3 separate regions of the Homo sapiens genome follow, and regions 2 and 3 are each linked to region 1. The links are chromatin loops, found by intact Hi-C in ENCODE. Cell type or tissue: Caco-2. All regions are shown on one strand.

Region 1 (2,500 bases):
AAATGTAAAAGCCATAGACCAATGGCCTAAATAAAGTGATCAGGACAAATTTCTGGAAATATTATACTTAGTATCCTATCATTTTTTACAAGTTTACTGTAGAAAATTGGAAAAATACAAAATAACAAAATGACATTAAAATTGCCAATAATCCTGCCACTCAGAGATAATCACTATTTACATTGATTCATAATAATTTTCTAGTTTAAGAATAAAATGTGCATAAAATGTTATATTCCAATATTTTATTAAATTGAAAATAGTCATATAAACATTTTATTGTGACCTAACATATGCTAAGAAAACATGATTTTAAGGAATAGTAATTTTTTATTCTAGTCTTCTGCTTTCAATTTCATATAATTATTTAAGGCAAATATTGTCTCTACCTCCTAAAAAACTTTCTGCCTTATCTCATTCTAGTAGACCACTCCAAATTTCCACTTGCCTTTTAGCTAAGCAAAATGTATCTTGATCACTATGAACTCATTTCTTTTACTTGTCTTTACGTTGGAGAGTTCAGCATTCTTAGAATTTTGATATTCCCTCCTGAAGTCTTTCTGTACATGTCTTCCCTTAGGCATAGTACTACCATCATCAGACGGAGCATGACACAGAGGAGGGTGGACATGTTTATGTCAGACGACTGGATTTGTGTCCTGCTTCTGCCATTTATGAGCTGTATACACTGCGTTTAAGCGGACAGAATCACTTAAATTTCTCTGAGCCTGTTTCTTGTTCTATAAAATGGACTGGTTGTGTGTATAGAGACAACACACTTAAAGTTCCTCGATTATTGTAAATGCATAGTAATAAGTTAATGCTCAATGATTATAATGTCTCTTCTAATTCTGGTTTGATAAGCTCTCATTCTTTCTAAGTTCTGTCATTACACTGTTTTTTTTTTTTTTTTTTTTTTTTTTTTGGACAGCCACAGTGAACATCTCTGAATCTATAAGGTTGAATGAAGGAAACCTTTATATTGTCATTATGTATAAACTTTGTTATAAAGGAAAACGCAAGGATTTTAACTTAGGAGATGCAGGATAGCATTGTAAGCAATGCCCCAGAAAATCATAATCATAATAAATAATAAATAAATATGCATGGGAGAGACCAGTGGAAATACATGTATTACATGGAAAAATTAATTAATTGAAGGAAGTAATCCTTTTTACAAATCACTCCCAGTTAGAGGTAACGATCAATATTTTAGTTGTTAATTAATTGGGAGCTACTGCCACCAAGTGGTAGGAAAGTACTTCTTCGGAGACTAGAATCCAATAACCTTTAGGGAGAAAAGCTCCCTCACCATACTGTGGACCCAAATGTATTCCATCCTATCCCATCGCATCACAATCACCCAAGATCTGATCTTCATTAAATAACCAGCAGCTGTCTTTGGTTTCTGTTACCACACTAACAAAATATTTTTCTGTCAAGAGACAAAACTGAAGTTTAGTTCTAATAGAGGAAAATAAAACAACCAAATACTGAGAGGGTTCAGGTAAAATCATAATTGAAAAATTCCAAATGAGGTTAGCCTCTAGAGTTAAAAAGGCTGAAGTTCAAACGCCAACTCTGCCACTTGCCTGCTGTATGACATGAAAAAAATGTATCTGAGGATCAGTTTTCTCAGCTGAAATATAGAGGTTCATTTAGATGATGTGTGCAAAATGTTTAGCCTAGAGGCTGTTACCTAGCAAGTGCTTGATAAACATTACTCCATTCCTTTTTATTATTGTAACTATAGATTGTGTTCCTCTTCCCTAAACCTAAATACATATTTAGTTCATTAAAATTATGACATATAATCAACTCAACTGTAAAGAGGTTTAACCTCAGAGAGTAAAAATCACCACAAACATAATAGGGATTTTCTTTTTTTTATTTTTATTTTTTATTTTTATTTTATTTTATTTATTTATTTTTTTGAGACGGAGTCTCGCTCTGTCGCCCAGGCTGGAGTGCAGTGGCGCGATCTCGGCTAACTGCAAGCTCCGCCTCCCGGGTTCACGCCATTCTCCTGCCTCAGCCTCCCAAGTAGCTGGGACTACAGGCGCCCGCCACTACGCCCGGCTAATTTTTTGTATTTTTAGTAGAGACGGGGTTTCACCGTTTTAGCCGGGATGGTCTCGATCTCCTGACCTCGTGATCCGCCCGCCTCGGCCTCCCAAAGTGCTGGGATTACAGGCGTGAGCCACCACGCCCGGCCGGGATTTTCTATGATTTACCTAATTCCAAAGAAAGAACTACAGTGTAAAAGACAGAAATGAAAAAATCTCATACGTTCTAAATCTAGATCAGGCAGTAATAATTCCTTCCTGCTGAGGTTCTGAGCAAGGCAATTAAGCCCCCTTGAACCTCGTCTAACTCAGGCAGTGCTATAAAATATACAAATCAATTAATTATTTTGGAAGGTGGCCCAAAATACAAAATTTGTATGTGGATGCCAATTATAATTTTATGCAATACAAACCATAAAGAGTTATCTGCTATG
Region 2 (2,500 bases), 790 kb before region 1:
CACAGGAATTCTAAAGTTGTTTTTTTTAATTCTGTGAAGAATGTCAATGGTAGTTTAGTGGGAATGGCATTGAATCTATAAATTACTTTAAGCATATGGACAGTTTCATGATATTGATTCTTCCTATCCATGAGCATAGAATGTTTTTCTATTTGTTTGTGTCCTTTCTTATTTCTTTGAACAATGATTTGTAGTTCTTGAAGAGGTCTTTCACTTCCCTTGTTAGCTATATTCCTAGGTATTTTATTCTCTTTGTAGCAATTGTGAATGCGCAGTCATTCATGATTTGGCTCTCTGCTTGTCTGTTGTTGGTATATAGGAATGCTTGTGATTTTTGCACATTGATTTTGTATCCTGAGACTTTTCTGAAGTTGCTTATCAACTTAAGTTTTTGGGCTGAGATGATGGGGTTTTCTAGATACAGGATTATATCACCTGCAAACAGAGACAGTTTTACTTCCTCTCTTACTATTTGAATACCCTTTATTTCTTTCTCTTGCCTGATTGCCCTGGCCAGGACTTCCAATACTATGTTGAATAGGAATGGTGAGAGAGGACATTCTTGTCTTGTGCCTGTTTTCAAAGGGAATGCTTCCAGCTTTTGCCCATTCAGTATGATACTGATTGTGAGTTTGTCATAATTGGCTCTTATTATTTTGAGGTATGTTCCATCAATACCTAGTTTATTGGGAGTTTTTTATATGAAGGGATGATTAATTTTATTGGAGGCCTTTTCTGCATCTATTGAGATAACCATGTGGTTTTTGTCTTTAATTACGTGATGAATTATGTTTATTAATTATTTAAAAATTATTTAAAATAGCATTGTTGGCTGACTCAGGTAGCTGCTGCTATTTTTGATGGTTTTTCATATCTTGTTTAAAATTGAAACCCCTGTAGTGTGGTATGTGTTTGGGGGTGGGGTAGATTCACAGTTTAATACATATTTATGTTGTAATTCAGAAATACCATATATTCTCCAATTAGGTTCTCTTTCATTTCCTGGCTTGCTGAACTATTGGAGACTTGAGCATTGTTGAGCTTCACTTCCTCGTAAACACCTCTGCCACCTAGTGGACTACTTGAAATCACTTAGGTTGACTCTCTGGGTGTGTTTACGCACCAGTATGTAAAGGGTTCAAATGTTACAGGGAGCGAACTAGGAAGTATAACTGGAGATGACTGTGAAACCTGGATTTATGTGTCGCCTCATGCTAAGATGAATTGAGTGGTTAGCCTGTACTTAGGTAAAATGTATTTTGTCTCCTGAGGTCTCCACACTCACAGGGATAGGCTTCCGCACTCTTTTTTTTTTTAATTATTATTTTATTATTATTGTACTTTAAGTTTTAGGGTACATGTGCACAACGTGCAGGTTAGTTACATATGTATACATGTGCCATGCTGGTGTGCCGCACCCATTAACTCGTCATTTAGCGTTAGGTATATCTCCTAATGCTATCCCTCCCCCCTCCCCCCACCCCACAACAGTCCCCAGAGTGTGATGTTCCCCTTCCTGTGTCCATGTGTTCTCATTGTTCAATTCCCATCTATGAGTGAGAACATGCAGTGTTTGGTTTTTTGTCCTTGCGATAGTTTACTGAGAATGATGATTTCCAATTTCATCCATGTCCCTACAAAGGACATGAACTCATCATTTTTTATGGCTGCGTAGTATTCCATGGTATATATGTGCCACATTTTCTTCATTCAGTCTATCATTGTTGGACATTTGGGTTGGTTCCAAGTCTTTGCTATTGTGAATAGTGCCGCAATAAACATACGTGTGCATGTGTCTTTATAGCAGCATGATTTATAGTCCTTTGGGTATATACCCAGTAATGGGATGGCTGGGTCAAATGGTATTTCTAGTTCTAGATCCCTGAGGAATCGCCACACTGACTTCCACAATGGTTGAACTAGTTTACAGTCCCACCAACAGTGTAAAAGTGTTCCTATTTCTCCACATCCTCTCCAGCACCTGTTGTTTCCTGACTTTTTAATGATCGCCATTCTAACTGGTGTGAGATGGTATCTCATTGTGGTTTTGATTTGCATTTCTCTGATGACCAGTGATGATGAGCATTTTTTCATGTGTCTTTTGGCTGAATAAATGTCTTCTTTTGAGAAGTGTCTGTTCATATCCTTGGCCCACTTGTTGATGGGGTTGTTTGTTTTTTTCTTGTAAATTTGTTTGAGTTCTTTGTAGATTCTGGATATTAGCCCTTTGTCAGATGAGTAGGTTGTGAAAATGTTCTCCCATTTTGTAGGTTGCCTGTTCACTCTGATGGTAGTTTCTTTTGCTGTGCAGAAGCTCTTTAGTTTAATTAGATCCCGTTTGTCAATTTTGGCTTTTGTTGCCATTGCTTTTGGTGTTTTAGACATGAAGTCCTTGCCCATGCCTATGTCTTGAATGGTAATGCCTAGGTTTTCTTCTAGGGTTTTTATGGTTTTAGGTCTAACGTTCATGTCTTTAATCCATCTTGAATTAATTTTTGTA
Region 3 (2,500 bases), 690 kb before region 1:
CAATATTTGGGCAGAAAAACAGGGTCAGCTGTTTTCATTTAGGGCTGTGGTTCCAGGCTTAAGAGTGGGGTTTAGCTAGGAGCCCAGACGTTCTGTATCATTTCCCTTCTCTGAAGAGGCACATCTAACTGCCCTTAGAATATGGACAATGACAAGTCTTAGCTACTTCCTGCTGAAAGGGGGTGTTGTTTGGGGAAAATGACAGCCACATTCCTCCCAGAGGTCTACCCAAGGATCCCCAGCAAAAGAAAGCCATCATCTGAGGCTCCAGCTGCCTGCCTCTTTGGAGTTTGATGGCCTCCAGGCAAGAGAAATAAACAAGTTTTACAAGGTGACGTGTGCGTGGGTCAAATATGTGTATTATGCAGGGGAAGAATTGAGTGCCAAAGATTACAGAAATAAGAAGCAAAACATACTAATCATTCTGAAAACAATATTGTGCCTCGCGGTATAGAACAGAACAAAGGTAGGAACAGCAAGTGTAGGCAAGACTATAAAGAGGATATCCATGGAAGGTTTATTATTAACACTTATCTTTTGAGATTTTTAGCTTGAGGTCTCCGATCTCTTCACATTGGTACTTTGGGTGCTCTTCTGGGTTGACGGGTAATCCCGTCAGCTTCTCAGGCCTTTATTTGGGTATAGTGAATCCAAGAATCTACTTTAGTGAACTTTACTGCCATAGGAGTAGAAAGTGCAGTGTAAGGTCCCTCCCAGTCTACGCCAGAGAGGGAGAAAAGGAAAAAGTGTTTTCATCAGTACCAGGTCCCCTGGGTTGAACAGAGGTGGCCCTAGTTCATGCGACTGGGCCTCCAACAGTTGTTTCAATTCCTGTTGGAAGTGAGCCAAAGAGGTTATAATGTTTAATTAAGTCGGAGTTCTCTTGGTCTAGCAAGAGATCATTGGTGAGAAACAGCTGTCCATACATCATCTCAAAGGGACTCAAACCTAGCTTTGAAAGGGTGGTGAAGATAGCTTGCCGCCCATTCTGAAAGACAGGGAATGGGGGGTCCTTCAATTCCCTTCCTTCTTTCAGCAATAACCCAGGGTATGAGGGAGAGAGAAAGCAGGCATCTCCTTTCTCTTCTGTCTTTGTATCCCCAAGTCCCAGCAACCTTGGCGGGTGCCACCCGTGCGTGCCAATGTGGCTTGCACCCATGAATCAGGGAGGGCCTAGAGAATAGGAATTATCCACACTCACCTATGCCTCTACCTCCCCTACTATTGACAACCTTCGAGTCCCTGGGCCTCATTTATGCCTTGGAGCCTGACCTCCTTCCATGAAGCAGTGGTTTAATCGGCAGGAATTAGTCCCACCCACTTACACTGTGTCTTTTGCCTGGCTTTGGAGCCCTCAGATCTGGTTTTCCTTTCTAGGGCTTCAATCTGAAGGTTGGAATCTAGTTTGAGACAAAAAGTTATTTCAGGAGCTGCGCGGATTCATTTAGATTAAGTCCTAGATGGGTCTTGCCAAATTTGCAGTTCTCAGCCAGCAGGGGTCGCTCCTCTGTTGCCTCCCAATCATAAGCAGAGTGCTGAGGTGGGAAGGGGATCCTCTCACTTGGAAAAGAAAAGAAAAGAAAAGAAAAGAAAAGAAAAGAAAAGAAAAGAAAAGAAAAGAAAAGAAAAGAAAAGAAAAAAAAAACAGCTTAAAGTGCATAAGGAAGGAGACCGGGGGAAAGACCTTCTTGCTCTATGGAAATGGGTTCCTTTAATCAGTGTATCCCTCACCTGATAAGGACCCCTCAGTCATGGGAGGAAAGGCTTCGCAGGCGCTGGTGTGCTAACATATCTGCAGTTTAACATTGTTAAAGAAGAGATAGGAGCAGTTTGAAGCCGTGAAAGAAGAAAAGATACAAAGATACCACAGCAAAGTCTGAGGGTCTTGGCCGATGCCTGTTAGGGTGGTCGGGGACAGAGTTCAGTCTTGGGACCTTCCAACAACACTGAGGAGTAGCCTCAGCCAGATTCCTTCGGTTCCTCAGCACCATATTCTGGTCCTAGTCAACAGCTAGACCTCTGTGAAGGGAAACAGAGCCACAAAACCAACGTTCCTTTCACCCAAAAGAGAGACATTTCCATATGAGCTCACTTGTCTGACATAACCTGGGTGAGCCAGCAGATGAGACGGGTTAGTTCCCTTGACCCCTTTGTGGGCAGCACCTGGAGTGGCTTATTCCACTCAGCCTGTCGCTGGCCACTCCTTGCGGGAGGGAGTGTGTGAGTGAGCAACTGTAGGAACCAGAGCGAACAAATGCTGGAACTGGCTGGTCACTCCTCTCTGGAGGGAGCAGGCTCTATGCGGGCACTGCAGCAGCAGCATCCAAGCGTCTTACAACCAATGCTCTTTCAGCTCTGCCATCCAGGGACAGCTAAGTGCCAATCAGCTCAGTAGAGGGTCAAGGGGGCAGCCCCTGCCCTCTAGACACCTGGGCTCTTGTCCAGCATCCAGGAAGAATCAGTCACACTCACTGTTGAAAGGTGATGAATGTGGAAGACA

What was found. Peaks named below come from ENCODE experiments on the same cell type or tissue, not always from the same donor. Only the 100,000 strongest peaks of a DNase experiment are listed, where the experiment ranks them.
Region 2: it touches region 1 in a loop (5-fold over the local background); 2 of 110 quality-filtered maps call a loop at or near these places.
Region 3: a loop joins it to region 1, with 3 times the contacts of the local background. A loop is called at or near these places in 8 of 110 quality-filtered maps.

The regions. Positions count from the first base shown.
Region 1 is chr7:19,746,689-19,749,188 of GRCh38, reverse strand. The region is part of intron 1 of TMEM196 (transmembrane protein 196); the gene reads left to right. All of the region lies in intron 1 of LOC107986774 (a long non-coding RNA gene), which reads right to left. Among named protein-coding and RNA genes, the nearest start is that of TMEM196, 26 kb to the left of the region's middle. In Caco-2, a CTCF peak has its summit at 1,234 (motif pointing left); no DNase peak of the experiment used is centred here.
Region 2 is chr7:20,537,974-20,540,473 of GRCh38, reverse strand. No RefSeq gene overlaps it. Among named protein-coding and RNA genes, the nearest start is that of ABCB5, 76 kb to the left of the region's middle. In Caco-2, a CTCF peak has its summit at 1,090 (motif pointing left); no DNase peak of the experiment used is centred here.
Region 3 is chr7:20,439,905-20,442,404 of GRCh38, reverse strand. No RefSeq gene overlaps it. Among named protein-coding and RNA genes, the nearest start is that of ITGB8-AS1, 110 kb to the right of the region's middle. In Caco-2, a CTCF peak has its summit at 1,507 (motif pointing right); a DNase peak (open chromatin) is centred at 1,474.